Linked DNA regions of Homo sapiens: region 1 is linked to region 2. A link is a loop called in an ENCODE intact Hi-C map of the cell type or tissue named here. Cell type or tissue: psoas muscle. All regions are shown on one strand. Region 1 overlaps TNKS2 (tankyrase 2). Region 2 overlaps IDE (insulin degrading enzyme).

Region 1 (8,000 bases), 620 kb after region 2:
ACCATTGAGCACTTGAGGCTTGTAACAAGAGGGCAGAGCAGATGGGGGCATGGCTGCTGTCAGAAGAGCGCTGACATCATCCGCCTAGGGTACGTGTCAGAGACAACATCTGCCATAAGCAAGTTTTAAAATGCTATTATACCTAATAAAATATATTTAAAAATATGAGAAAACCCAGCAATTTGTGCCAGTACTATCACAATGGAGGATTATTCATTTTAAAAAGTGAAGCAAACAGGTTAATACAGGTCAAACATCCCAAATCTGAAAATTTTAAAATGTTGACGTGAAGCTCAAAGGAAATGTTTATTGGAGCATTTTGGATTTCAGATTTGGGGATCGGGGATGCTCAACAGTAAGTATAATGCTTGAGTATAATATTTCAAAATCTGAAAAAAATATCCAAAAGCCGAAAACACATCTGGTTCTAAGCATTTCCGATAAGGGATATTCAACCTGTATCCAGCTAAACTGTTATTAAAATATAAGACATAACTGAGAACATCTCTTCCAAAACACATATTGTCAAAATATAATTTAAATATGGCAAAGCATGAACAAAACCCTAATTCTGATACTGTGACTGAGAAGCACAACGAATTACAGAAATATCAATTTTAAAAGGTAAGAGATTTTAGTCCTATTGTAGTTACTCTGAAAGAAGTAATTCAACCTACACAGAACTTTAGCAAACTGAATTGTTTGTATTTCCTGGAAAATATTCAGCAATGTATTTGTTCCTTAAAACTGAAAGTTTTTTGGAGAGGAGGTGGGTAGAAAAGATAATCATTTTAATCAAATCTGCTAGAATGGGGCCAGGTGCAGTGGCTTATGCCTGTAATCCCAGCACTTTGGGAGGCCGAGGTGGGTCGATCACTTGAGGTCAGCCTGGCCAACATGGTGAAACCCCATTTCTACTGAAAATACAAAAATTATTAGCTGGGTGTGGTGGCGCATGCCTGTAATTCCAGCTACTCGGGAGGCTGAGGCAGCAGAATCATTTGAACCTGGGAGGCGGAGGTTGCAGTGAGCCCAGATTGTGCCACTGCACTACAGTCTGGGTGACAGAGTGAGACTTCCATCTCAAAAAAATAATAATAAATAAAAATTAAAAAAAATCTGCTAGAATGGAAAAAAGTCCTCACATTTATTGGTACATTAATTTGTTTAATTTGTAATATGTACTCTTCTTTCACAACGTTCAACTAATGTTCAGCAAGGAATAAATTAGTACTTGTTTCATAGTCATTTGTTCTGACTATTCCAGTCATCACCTTTCTCTTCCCCCAGTCTATGCATTCCCATTGCACTCACAATTTGTAAATGACATTTGTTTATAATAATAGTACCATTTATTGAGTGCTTTTTATGTACCTGATACCATGCCAAAGACTTTAAGTAAATTACCCCATTTAATTCTCATACTAACCAGATATATTTTACCTCTATCTATAGATGAGGTAACTAAGGTTTAGAGGTTAGGCAGTTCATAAGATTGTACAACTTAAATCGTGCAGCTGGAATTCTAGGCCCAGTCTGTCTGACTCTAAAGCCCCTGTATGTTCTCTACAGCATTTTGCTTCATTGTAACTTAATTGTATCTGGTCAACTAACATATGGGTGGAATGAATTCCAAATGTTCACTTTTAAGGTAACTTGGAACTAGAAAGATATTTCCCTGAAGAGATAATGTTGTAAATATGGCTGGGTTGTTAGCTGACTGAGAAAAACCTACTTAAGCACCAATGCAGCTGAACTACCTCAGTTTCTTATTGTAATGTGGAACAATGTAATCTTTCTCAGTAGAAAGCAGTCTGCAGAAAAGATTCCCCTTCCTTCTCATCTCAAAAAGAATTCCTTCCTCCTTTCTTTCCACTGCTCTAGTCAATGTCCTCAGTGGTAGAGGCAAGAGAGGCATCTGCTTCAGTGCCCAAAGCAGAGGTGGAAGGTTCAGTGGAAGCTCCTACACCTGCTCCATGCTCTGGAGAGAGGGGAAGGAAAACAGGACCTCCACAGGAAAGTGGATAATAGACTTGTTTCATGAACAGTTAAGGTAGGGTGAGCAACAAGAACTCTGGGATGAGGCAGTGTGGGAGGAAAAGGAATCTCTACTGGCAGCAGGGTTTGTGGCTGCACCTTGGGGGGCAATGTTCCCAGTTGGGGCCGTGTGTAAGACCCATGGTCTGTACCATCTGCGCTGTATGCACTATAAGTAACAGCATTTTCTGAGGGCCTGGGTCTGTTTAGTTTCCTAACTAACGTAAGCAGTTATATCATGTACTTCTTTTTCCTATTTCCAAAATACTCAGTATATAATAACTGATTGATAATTCTATTCTACAGAAGGATAATTATATTACTTTATAATTCTATTATATTTTAATACTAAAGAACTCTTACATTAAAATCAGGCTAAAACCCAGATTTTGCCATTCACATTGACTATAAAGACATTTTATAATAACATCAAGTGAATTTTAACAAGTCAGAAAAGCACTGAGATTTTTCAAAAAGCCCATCACTTACTGAAACTAAATCTAAAGGTGTTTGTCCTTCCTGATTTTTAAGAGTCGGGTCAGCTCCATGGGCTAGCAACAAAGCACAAAGCTGTGTTCGTCCCTTTTGGGCTGCTTCGTGCAAAGGTGTGAAAGCCCATTTGTCCGTGGCATTGACACATGCATTATACTTTATTAGTAGAGCTGCTACATCTACATGCTGTAAAAGAAAATACCCGTTACAGTCTGAAATATTATTTTGTCACACTTTACTTTCTTAAAATGAAACTAGTTACGTACCTACTTCCACATTTTCAAACTTATTCTGGAAATGAAAAGAAAAACTCTTTCTCCCCAACATCACAACTTATGAGTAGCTGATTAAAAATTACAGTGGACATTTCAATAACTTGAGAAACTATCTAGAAAAGAGTTAAGAATTCTATTTAGCAGGAAACTAGACTAATATGACTTCAATAATTTCTAATTTATTCAAATGTTATAACTACTAAATGTCAATTTATAAAGCAGCAATCTTCCTCAATTATTCAAACTATACCATTGAAGATGGTCAATTTTGAATGTCACATTGGACTATGATAAGTCAGGAACAATGCATCTGAATCTGTACAGATTCCATCTACCCCGTTGGTGCCCCAGTGGATTTTCTGGGTACCAACAAATAAACACAATCACCAACATCTCACTGAAAATAAGAGACAGGTGTTAAGGCAGATAATAAAACAAACAACAATACACCGCATATCACACAGCAAGCTTAGAACAGATTCAGAACCGAAATTTGGAAGTTATTTAACTTCTTTAGCTCTGCCACTTACTTCTCTGTAAAATGAGAACATCAAACTACATTCCATTTGAGCTGCAATACTGACTTTCACTTTAAAATTCCACAAATTTTTAAAGGTAACACGGAAGAACTTACCCCGTAAGATGCTGCATTATGTAAAGGAATAAGTCCTCCTTTGTCTTGGGCATTCACATCAGCTCCGTGTTGTAACAAATACTCTGCAACTTCTAAATTATTATAACCAGCTAATTTAGAAAAGAAGTAAAATTACTTTACTTGTTTTTTCTTTTTTAGTCCTATGTCATAATACTTCCACTTGTTAACATAAAAAAGTCATTACATGTATACATATATATATGTATTTATAAGGCATAGACATTACTGAAAACATAAAAAAAGAGATTTTGTATAAATCTGAAATAGCTCATTGGACTCTATTAACAATTTACCTTCTGGAAAACATTTCCCCCTTGCCTCAAGTTGGAAGCTTTTTGTGTTATCAATTAGCTTTGTAGATTCCCAAAATTATATTGACTGATTTGCTTGTATCTTTCCTATGAAAACCTTCCTACCAAAGTCTCTGCCTTCATGGGTGTTACATACCACTTCTTGAACTCAGGTACATGGGTCTCAGAGGCTGCAAGTCAAAGGTCTGCAATCACATACAAGTCAAACCAGAGTGGGCCTCAGAGTCCTCTTCCCCAGAAGGCCACAAGAGCATGCTTTTTTGCTAGAGAGAACTCAGAGGTACACATCTCTGCAAGTCTAGTAGAGGAACTTAGGTGCTGTTAAAGCCATGAAATAAAACTTATTTCTATTATAGTTTTTATCCTTTTGCTAAAGGATTTAAAGCAAAAGAATTTAAAAAGATCAAGTAAAGAAGAATACAATTATAAAACTACCATAAAATATTACATTAATCTAAAAGTCTTTCTAGGTCTCAAGGTATGGTATTTAACGCTGCAGAAGTGGACAGAAATATTTTATGCATACAAATTATTTGTGACTTACAAAGACAACTTGGACACAGTAATGTTAAGTGTTCTAGATAGGCTACAAGAAAGATATAAAAGCTAACATAAATATGCACAGCACAACTTCCAATCAAAGGTCAAGTCATATTTTGTCTTGCATGGACTAGAAACTCCTGATAGCCAGTGGAAGTAAAGCTTTTTCTCACCATGTTAGCATTTGTGGCTTATCACTTCCAAAATACTTGAAAGACACATAGAGTAATTGGTTTCTTTGGACAGTGAGGTCTCAACTTACATGGAGTGAGAATTTAAAGGTAAAAATCATGTATAACACCAAGTTATAATACAAGACTGAAATGAACATCATACATTTCCATCTCCCACATTACACGAAATGGCAGAAATTTTGCATTATTTTTTCTTGCTTTTTATACCATGTTTAAATCATGTATATTTAGACAAACTTGTATGAGTCCGCTGTGTCTATGATGGAACTCCACTGAGGTATTAGCTATAGCTCAGTGATTTTAATGATTTCCTAACATCTGTAATGCAGCTGAAAAAGCTGTACTGAAACCACAATATATTGTATATTTGCACTGAAAACAAAGGTACACTGTGCCAGTTTTATGAGTGAAACCTTAAAACAAATGTCACGAAATGAATTGTACCCTGCAAAATTCTTATGTTGAAGCCCTAACCCCAGTACCTTAGAATATGACTCTATTTGGAGACAGAGCCTTTAAAGAGCTAAAAAAGTTAAAATGAGCCCATTAGGGTGGGCTCTAATCTAATTTGACTGGTTTCCTTAAAAGTAGAGACTAGGACATATAGAAAGAGACACCATGTTCCAATGGAGGACACACTGAGAAGGTAGACAGCTGCAAGCCAAGAGGGGGTTTCAGAAGAAACCAACTCTGCCAACACCTTGAACTTGGACTCCTAGCCTCCAGAACTGTGAGAAAACAAATTTCTGTTGTTTAAGCCACCTGGTCTTTGGTATTTTGTTATGAGAACTCTCACAAACCAAAACAACAGATAACTTTGGTGAGAGGCTTATGTAACTTCTGAGAGTTTTGAGATTTTTTTTTTTTCCTGCTTGTGCTTAGCAGCTACCATCAGGAAAAATAGAAAGCTTTAGCTTCCTATAAGGAAGGCTGGCTCAAGTAGGCATATTTTTCAAAACTTGTTTACCAAAGGTGATACCAATAAAATGATTACCTGGAATAATGATTCCCAAAGCACATGGGGACTGGCAGAGCCTACTTCAATTGTTCTTACTGAATGTAACATACTAGTAATAAAGTGAACTCGAACTCAGCTAATAGCTTCAAGTACGGTCGTCCTGTACAAATACACTGAAGAGTATAATGGTGGCATTAGAAGATACTTGATTTGAATTTTTATTTATTTTTTTTATTTTTTGAGACAGGGTCTCACTTTGTTTCTGGAGTACAGTGGCACAATCAAGGCTTATTGCATCCGTGACCTCCTGGGCTCAATCTTCCCACCTCAGCCTCCTGAATAGCTGGGACTACAGGTGCACACCACCACTCCTGGCTAATTTTTGTAATTTTTTATAGAGGTGTGGTTTTGCCATGTTGCCCAGGCTGCTCTCAAATTCCTGGGCTCAAGCAATCCTCCTGCCTTAGCCTCATAAAGTGTTGGGATTACAAGTGTGAGCCACCATGCTTGGCCTGATTTGAATTTTTAAAGTTTAGTTACAGAAAATATTTTACCTGGGTAAAATGAATCTCAGATATTACCAGCCTAAATCTGTGAAACTTCATTCACTTACCTGCTAAATGTAAAGGTGTTGAATGTCTGCCTTGGGTATCGCGGCAATTTACATTATCAGGAGAAGACAACTTCTTCACTCTGGCTAAACAACCCTTCTTGGCAGCATCTAGCAAAGCTGCATCTCCCCTAAGCAGATCTTGAATATCTGTATCTCCATCTTTAACAAGATCCAAAGGAGTATTTCCATCCCTGTTTTTTTTTGTAGGGTCTGCACCATGCTAGGCATGTGAAAAACAGAAAAAAAGGGGGAAATGGCTTAAATGTGCCTTTGGTCAATGAGAAAATAGTCAGTGTTAACTATACCAAAGAAAAACTAAATTTATATTGAGACTCTACTTTGAAGGTTAACATCACTGTTACTAATGTTTATACAAAGAATTATTATAAAAAGAATACAGAGGCAGTTAAATATTACTGGATTTTTTAATGCATTAATGTAGTCAAAATTTTAAACTACATTCAAAATAAAGTCATATTTCATTAAAAATTAACTTTCATGTTATACTATTTTTACTTTTCATGAACATTTAAATAAAGTATAAATCTCTGTATTCTTGTTATTGTAAAATATCCACTGGTATCTGTACTGAACCAGTATCATCCATTTTATCAATGCTAAATAAATCTGGCTTGTAAGTAAATAATTCATCAAATATTTTTATATTTGATGAATATAAAAGTACCAAAGAGAAAAACTAAAAATAATAAGAGAACTATCACATGATAGTTGGCTCTAGACAAAAATAACTCTAGGTGCTAGTAAACATACTTGTGGATTAAAATATAAAATGTTTATTATATTTATTCTAAAATCTAGGTACAGAATTAGGTAACATTGCTTCCCATTGCTTACTAGTTTAACTTTATACTAGAATTATTTAGAAAACCATAAACATATGCTATGTAATTCATACTCTTTACAGTTAAGTATTTAAATATACCTGGAGCAGAAGTTTGCAAATTTCATATTTTCCTTTTGCTGCTGCTTCATGTAAAGGTGTAAATTTCCATAAATCAGCTACATTAACTACTGCTCCATGTTTAACAAGAAGTTCTGCAACTTCATAATGTCCATAAGAACATGCATTGTGCAAAGGTACAAGGCCTCTGAAAAGTAATAAATGAACAATAATGCCACAGAAGAACATGTTTTAATTTAAATAATTACATATAACTGATGAAAGATAATTCTTGAACTACATAAGGAATTATACTGATTATACTTTGTAGAACCTAAATCTATTTAAGGCAGAAATAAGTTCTTTTTGGTGAGTCAGGGGAGAACATTTAAAAAATGTTTTAAATGCAGAGACTATAACATTCATCCATATATGCAACGTCTAGAATTGTATATTTTTAATAAAAAATAACTTCAAGATAAACTGGAAGAATTAAAAAACCCTCCATGGAAACTGAAAAATTTACTACATTAAAAGTCAATATCACACTAATGTTATAATCTCCTTGGCCATTATAAAATTCTCAGGCATTATGCCAATAAAGTCTTTATATGAATGCTAACCATATAAAATCTTAATTGAAATTAAGAAGCTCTATTTAATATTTAGGCCAATGTTAGGAAACAGGCTTTCTTGAAAAATAAAACATATTATATTTCCAGGTTTTCCTAAAAAGGTCAAGTAAAAGTAAGGAAGAGAGTCCATAACAATCATTGGCATTTACCCTTTATCTTTAGCATGCACATCAGCTCCATGCTGTAGCAGATATTCCACCACGGACACTCTGTTATACCCAGCTGCAAAATGAAGTGGTGTAGACTGACGCCCTTCAATGTCTCTGCAGTTGACACTCTGAACAGTACACAGTTTCTGAAGGACAAAACACAACATACATGATACTACATCTACATATTGTTATTTCTTGTTTCAAGTCATTTAGTAGGAATTTTCAAAGTGTCTGACT
Region 2 (8,000 bases):
TCCATAGGCTGCATTAGGAATTATGCAGATGGTTGAAGACACCCTCATTGAACATGCTCATACCAAACCTCTCCTTCCAAGTCAGCTGGTTCGGTATAGAGAAGTTCAGCTCCCTGACAGTAAGTAGAGATGTTGTAACTTTGGGAATGGACTATTTTGACATAACAGTGTGGGTGATTACAGGTGGGCTGAATTTGGTATAGTTTTACGCCAAAGATTTACTTGGGAACCTCTCCTATTTACAGAATTATGATTAGAGATAGGTAATTCTGCCAAAAAAATTTTTGGTAGGAGGGCCAAATAAGTAAAATTGGAGATAGGCAATAATTTTGAAGAGAATGATACTGGAATTGACGGGTACTTGAATGAAGGGGAATTAGGAAGTAAAAATATCACAAAGGTATTGACTATGAGTCATGAAATAAAATACATTTATAAAAATGGAAACTGGAATTATAATATTTAATTGGAAACCCATAGGATTCTTTGGCAGAAATAGTTTTAGGAAACCCACAGGTGCAGATAACATGTAATCATTACAAGTATATTTTTATAAGGGATTAACAAAGACTTTTATTGAATTTATATATTGGGGTTTACAATGTTGGGTTACTTTTACATTAACAGTGGCTTCTTCTGATAAAAACTCATTAAGCATTATTGTCAATATTGCTCAAAACTGTGTAATAGAAGGTATATTAAATGAAGGAAGAGAAGCTTTTTTTGGCCAAGCTTGATTGTTTGGTTGTTCCCTATGCATGAACCATCTGTGCTGCCTTTTCCCCCCAGCTATTTTATCCTCCCAAAATGGTGTTCTCCTTTCCCCCTTCTTCTTCATGGGCCAGTGCCTACATCCTACTTCTCCTTCCAGGCCTATTTTATAAGCTACTTATTCCACTAAACTTTTTCTAAAACTCCCAGCTAGAAATAATCACATCTACCTCTGGACTTGCAGCACAATTTTTCTGAACCTCCCTATTCAAGCTACTTAGCACTTCTCTTGTGTTGGGATTGAAGTGCATCTCCATCTTCTTGTTAGACTGTACATTCCTTAAAGCCAAAGTCTGTGTCTAGTTCATTTGAGTAGCTTCTAAAGCAACTGGAACATATTATTACTTCAGGATACCTTTGTTGAATGCTTAGAGATACGTTGAGCCCAGCTCTGCTGTTGTGCATGACCAGTCATCACAGATCTGGTAGTGGTTTATTTCCAACTTTTGCCAGTTTATTCCTCAGTCACTAAAACCAGGACAAGACTCAGGATGTGCTGATCCCACTACAATTAGAGAAAGACTCAGGATATTCTATGCAAGAGCCATAACAGTTGACTTCAAAGTGAGGCCAGTGTAGAAACAATATTTCAAAGTGCAATTCATCCTTCTTACTTCTTTTGACTCTACTTCCCTCTTTCTGTCTCCTTTCCTAGGATCTTAATCTCTTTTGCCTCCTAAGTACCCTCCCAAATTTCTCCATGTTCAAAAATAGCCCAGTTCACATCTCATTCTCAAAATGCTAAGTGGTAGGAAATCATGCTGAATTAGCCAGCTGATCAGATGTGAATCTTTAAATAGTTCTTCACTTAACTCTCCATGGAAAGGCACTTAGTATTTAAAAGTAAAATATTCAGGCCTGGGTGGTGGCTCATTCCTATAATCCCAGCACTTTGGGAGGCCAAGGTAAAAAGATTGCTTGAAGCCAGGAATTTGAGATTAGGCTGGGTAAAATAGAACTTGTTTCTACAAAAAATTTAAAATAAAAAAAATTAGCTGGGCATAGTGGCGCACACCTGTAGCTACTTAGGAGGCTGAGGTGGGATGATCGCTTGAGCCCAGGAGGTTGAGGCTGCAATGAGCCATGATTGTGCCACTGCACTCCAGTCTGGGTGCCAGAGTGACAGACTGTCTCAAGTGAAAAGGAAAATTTTCAAGCATTATAAAGGAGATGTTTTATTTATCTTTATTTTTGTTATTATTTTTTGAGACGGAGTCTTACTCTGTCACCCAGGCTGGAGTATAGTGGCACAATATCAGCTCACTGCAACCGAGAAGATGTTTTAGAATATATATGAAAAGGGCCAGGCAGCCGGGTGCAGTGGCTCACACCTGTAATCCCAGCACTTTGGGAGGCTGAGGTGGGTGGATCACCTGAGGTCAGGAGTTTGAGACCAGCCTGGCCAACATGGTGAAACCCCGTCTCTACTAAAAATACAAAAATTAGCTGGGCATAGTGGCAGGCACCTGTAATCCCGGCTACTTGGGAGGCTGAGGTAGGAGAGTTGCTTGAACCCAGGAGATGGAGGTTGCAGTGAGCCGAGATTGCACCACTGCACTCCAGCCTGGGTGACAGAGCCAGACTCCGTCTCAAAAAAAAAAAAAGAAAAGGGCCAGGCGTGGTGGCCTACATCTGTAATCCCAGCATTTTGGGAGGCCAAAGCAGGCGGATCACCTGAGGTCAGGAATTCAAGACCAGCGTGGCCAACATGGCAAAACCCCGTATCTACCAAAAATAGAAAAATTAGCCAGGTGTGGGGGCACATGCCTATAGTCCCAGCTACTCAGGAGGCTGAGGCAAGAGAATTGCTTGAACCCAGTAGGCGGAGGTTGCAGTGAGCTGAGATGGCACCACTTCACTCCAGCCTGGGTGACAGAACAAGACTTTGTCTCAAAAAAAAAAGTACAAAAAGGCTAGAAGGATGTGAGGTGGGTGAGGGAGAGAGGCTTACAGGCCACGTTCCTCTCTCTCTGCTTTTTTTTTTTTTTTTTTTTTTGAGACAGGGTCTCACTCTGTGTCTTGGTCTGGAGTGCAGTGGTATACTCACAGCTCACTGCAGCCTCAAACTCCTGGGGTCAAGTGATCCTCCCGCCTCAGCCTCCCAAGTAGCTGGGACTATAAATGTGAGCCATGGCACTGGCTCCCCTCCTTCTGATGAGAGGGAACTTAGTGCTGCCAATTTATAATTAGTAAGTTTGACTGTTGGTCAAAGTTGGACATGATCAGAAAAGTGAAATCAATGAAATACAACTCCAGGCTTCTCTACCTCCCTTTTCTATTAATGTCTAAATTATCATCTGTAAGTGTGGGCAGACATAGCATTGACTTTATTAAACCCCAAATAAGTTTTTGAACTTGCTGCTGTCTTTTTGAAACTTCCTAGGAGGATGGTTTGTTTATCAGCAGAGAAATGAAGTTCACAATAACTGTGGCATCGAGATATACTACCAAACAGACATGCAAAGCACCTCAGAGAATATGTTTCTGGAGCTCTTCTGTCAGATTATCTCGGAACCTTGCTTCAACACCCTGCGCACCAAGGAGCAGTTGGGTGAGAGGAAAGTGGGGAAATAGCAGGGTACTGTAGACTTTGATGAATTATTTTCCCTGTAAAACATTTTCCACATTTTCACCTAACACTGTATATCAGGCATGGTCTACTTAGAGAGACTTGAGAAAACCTTATTACAGAGAATCCACTTCTAAAAGATAAGCAATCACTATCTTATGGACATTAAAGCAATTATTTATGAGATGATACTGCATATTACATACATGTCAATAAAGAGGGCATTTTAGGTGGGGGAAAAGGATACTAAGGACAAGCTTATGGGTAGCAAGATGAGAAATGAGCCATCCAGAGGAGCTTAGATTCACTAAAGCCTGAGTTCCTTGAGGGCAGGTATTATCTCTCATTCGTCTTTATATCCCAAGCCTGGGACATACAGAAGGCACAGCAAGTGTTCCCAGTTTTAGATACTGTTAAAAGTCTTGAGGTACTGGCAGATTTGATCAATGAGGAAAGAAGCTCAAAGAAGCCCCAGTAATGACAGAAAGGAACCAGTGAAAAAAGGATGAGTCTCTCCAAGTACCCATCATTGTTTAAATACCCATTGTGCTAGGTGCTGGACATGGAAAATGGATGCTCTGGATGGTCCTTCCTTTCGAGGAGCTCACAGTCAAATCAGGATGGCAGGCCTGTAAAGGAATAATTTTAGTACAGCATGGTAAATGTTATTATAAGAGCTCAAACTATTGGCCGGGCACGGTGGCTCACGCCTATAATCCCAGCACTTTGGGAGGCTGCGGCGGGTGGATCACCTGAGGTCAGGAGTTCAAGACCAGACTGGCCAACATGGTGAGACCCCATCTTTACTAAAAATACAAAGATTAGCTGGGCGTGGTGGTGCATGCCTGTAATCCCAGCTACTCAGGAGGCTGAGGCAGAGAATCACTTGAACCCGGGAGGCAGAGTTTGCAGTGAGCGGAGATCGTGCCACTTGACTCCAGCTTGGGTGACAGAGCGAGACTCCATCTCAAAGAAAATCAAACTGTGAATGGCTATGTTGAAGATAGAAACTTCCTCAGAAGTGAGACCCAGAGGCACCACAGCTGTTGGAGGTGGTAGATCAGGGCAGGGCAGCTGAAGGAGATAAGCCAAGAGCTTGGTTTTGAAAAGGTGTTGAAGGAAGGTAGTGCATGTCCTCATGAGATAACATGGAAGTATGACTTTTAGTTAGCTTGATCTCTAGAGAGTTGCATTCTGAATTAATTGGTTCAGGAATGGATTATCTAACAAGAAATACAGTAGGAGAGCCGTGTTCATATGCGGAACTTGGATGTTAAAGGAAACACAGCTAGGACTGTCACTAAGGGATGAAAATGAGTCCAGCATTTTATATTCTGGGAGTAACTTTAGCATAGATTGAAGAGGATTAACTCACAGAGAGTGAGGAGTGACAAGATGGGAGTTTGAATAATGAATAGGATTTTTTTCCTAAGAAGAAGAAAAAGTCATCTCCAACTTTGTAATTCTTCAGAGAGCTCTTCTGCTCTGTCCTTAGGAACTGAAACCATCTTAAGTGCTCATATTTCTTTAAGAGGTGAATACTCTAAAACCTTAAACTAGATTTTATTTGCTCAGACAGGTTAGTTTTTGAAGGATTAAAAATGACCCAGGTCTCAAATGCCACGGTCATGACTGGCTGATGTCTGTGTTTCAGGCTATATCGTCTTCAGCGGGCCACGTCGAGCTAATGGCATACAGGGCTTGAGATTCATCATCCAGTCAGAAAAGCCACCTCACTACCTAGAAAGCAGAGTGGAAGCTTTCTTAATTACCATGGAAAAGTCCATAGAGGACATGACAGAAGAGGCCTTCCAAAAACACATTCAGGCATTAGCAATTCGTCGACTAGACAAACCAAAGAAGCTATCTGCTGAGTGTGCTAAATACTGGGGAGAAATCATCTCCCAGCAATATAATTTTGACAGAGGTAAGGTAAAATTAGGGCTCCAACATTTATGGCATTCAAGTAACATTTGATTAAGGCCATTCTACAAAATGGTATTCATTTTGTAGGTGATATTCCGTTACCTATTTGGGGAGTTGGGGTGGGGGGATGGCTGGCACTTCCAAAGAACTGTTACTTAATTTAACCCCAGTTTTCTGTTAGAAACCTTATCTCTTTTTTTTCCCTCCAAACCTAGACCTGGATCTACCCATATCTCACAATAAAGTATTAATAATTCAATTTCACATTTTTGTTTCATCAGTGTATCCTGAGATTCTGATCACAGATACCTAAGTATCTATTTCCCATAATACTAAAAAAATGAGATAATACCAGATTGAACCCCTTTGAGGCAAATGCTGCCCTTGAGGCACAGGAGTTCAAACATTTGCCTGTAGGGATCTCCAAAGATTTTTCACTCCTTTCAGATTTGGGAGAGCTGTGATTCTTGAAGTCTCTTGTCTTGAATCAGCTTCCTTTCACCTTGCTTCTAGAGCATAGATTAACAACGGATTGTGCTAAGCTGTACTAGAAGTCAGAGGATGTGGGTTGTGTTCTTACTCTGACACCAACAAGCTAAAAATCTTGGTCAAGACACCTTTTTTGGACCTCAGTTTCCTTACCCATAATTTTTATTTTTGTTTTGTTCTTTCAGAGAGTATCTCACTCTGTCAGCCAGGCTTGAGTACAGTGTGTCATCATAGCTCACTGTAGCCTTGAATTCCTAGGCTCAAGCGATTCTCCTGCCTCAGGCTCCCAAAGTGCTGGGATTACAGGCGTGAGCCACCACGTCCAGCCTACTTATAATTTATCTAGCAGTTGGATTCACTATTAATGATAATACTGTCTCTCATTTATTGAGCATTTGCCGTGTACCTAGCAGTGTTATTGTCATGTATCTTTTTCCTAATTCTCACTGCAGCCCTTATTAAGTAGTTATTATCCCCAATTTCCAGATGAGGAAACTGAGGCTTAGAAAAGTTGAGGTGACTGGCCAAGATCCAAAAGCTCATAACCAGAGAGCCAGGATGTGAATCCAGGCTGGCCTGGCTCCTGAGCCAAGGCTCTTACCCATTGCACTACATCCACTTATTATTTTTTTTTTAAGATGGAGTTTCGCTCTTGTTGCCCAGGCTGGAGTGCAATGGCACGATCTCCGGCTCACCGCAACCTCCACCTCCCGGGTTCAAGCAATTCTGCCTCAGCCTCCCAAGTAGCTGGGATTACAGGCATGTGCCACCACTTTGTATTTTTAGTAGAGATGGGGTTTCTCCATGTTGGTCAGGGTGGTCTCGAACTCCCAACCTTAGGTGATCCCCCTGCCTCGGCCTCCCAAAATGCTGGGATTACAGGTGTGAGCCACTGCACCTGGCCTTTTTTTTTTTTTTTTTTTTTATGAGACAGTTTTGCTCTGTCGCCCAGGCTGTAGTATAGTGATGTGATCTTGGCTCACTGCAACCTCTGCTTCCCAGGTTCAGGTGATTCTCATGTCTCAGCCTCTCCCGAGTAGCTAGGTCTACAGGCATACTCCACTATGCCTGGCTAATTTTTATATTTTTAGTAGAGATGGGGTTTCACCATGTTGGCCAGGCTGGTCTCAAACTTCTGGCCTCGAGTGATCCACCTACCTTGGCCTCCCAAAGTGCTGGGATTATAGGCATGAGCCACTGTGCCCAGCCAACATCCACTTACTTTTATTTGAAATCAAAGCAAATGGTCACGTAAAAATGTGGATGCTTGGCTAGGCACAGTGGCTCACGCCTGTAATCCCAACATTTTGGGAGTGCGAGGCGGGCGGATCACGAGTTAGGAGATCGAGACCATCCTGGCTAACACGGTGAAACCCCGTATCTACTAAGAATATAAAAAAGAAAAAAAAAATTAGCTGGGCATGGTGGCGGGCGCCTGTAGTCCCAGCTACTTGGGAGACTGAGGCAGGAGAATGGCATGAACCCGGGAGGCAGAGCTTACAGTGAGCTGAGATCGCACCACTGCACAACAGCCTGGGTGAGAGAGCAAGACTCCATCTCAAAAAAAAAAAAAAATTGTGAATACTTGGCCAGACGCGATGGCTCACGCCTATAATCCCGGCACTTTGGGAGGCTGAGGTGGACAGATCACTTGAGGTCAGGAGTTCAAGACCAGCCTAGCCAACATGGCGAAACCCCATCTCTGCTGAAAATATAAAAATTACCCAGACGTGTTGGCTTGTGCCTGTAATCCCAACTACTCAGGAGGCTTAAGGCAGGTGAATCACTTGAACCCAGGAGGCAGAGGTTGCAGTGAGCCGAGATCGAGCCACTGCACTCCAGCGTGGGTGACAGAGTGAAACTCTGTCTCAAAAAAAAATATATATGGATACTTAAGAGTCTTGGAGTGAAGTATATTGTCATTTAGTGTACTGTTCTGGGCTGCTTCATATGAAAATGTTAGTAAAATATTGTTTGATTACTTTTTCAGATAACACTGAGGTTGCATATTTAAAGACACTTACCAAGGAAGATATCATCAAATTCTACAAGGTAAGTCAAATTCATATATTTAGATTTTGACTGATATGAAAGTATTATAGGGCTGGGTATGGCGGCCTACACCTGTAATCCCAGCACTTTGGGAGGCCAAGGTGGAAGGATCACTTGAGGTCAGGAGTTAAAGACCAGCCTGGCCAACATGGTGAAACCCCATTTATACTAAAAATACAAAAATTAGCTGGGC

Evidence for each region. Peaks named below come from ENCODE experiments on the same cell type or tissue, not always from the same donor. Only the 100,000 strongest peaks of a DNase experiment are listed, where the experiment ranks them.
Region 1: it touches region 2 in a loop (4-fold over the local background); 2 of 110 quality-filtered maps call a loop at or near these places.

Annotation. Positions count from the first base shown.
Region 1 is chr10:91,840,467-91,848,466 of GRCh38, reverse strand. It overlaps TNKS2 (tankyrase 2), which reads right to left. Exons shown (of 27, transcript NM_025235.4): 14 at 7,761-7,906; 15 at 7,019-7,184; 16 at 6,076-6,295; 17 at 3,439-3,548; 18 at 2,527-2,715; 19 at 1-84. Among named protein-coding and RNA genes, the nearest start is that of TNKS2, 46 kb to the right of the region's middle. In psoas muscle, no CTCF peak of the experiment used is centred here; no DNase peak of the experiment used is centred here.
Region 2 is chr10:92,460,998-92,468,997 of GRCh38, reverse strand. IDE (insulin degrading enzyme) reads left to right here. Exons shown (of 25, transcript NM_004969.4): 19 at 8-119; 20 at 3,155-3,322; 21 at 4,995-5,267; 22 at 7,746-7,807. Among named protein-coding and RNA genes, the nearest start is that of IDE, 110 kb to the left of the region's middle. In psoas muscle, no CTCF peak of the experiment used is centred here; no DNase peak of the experiment used is centred here.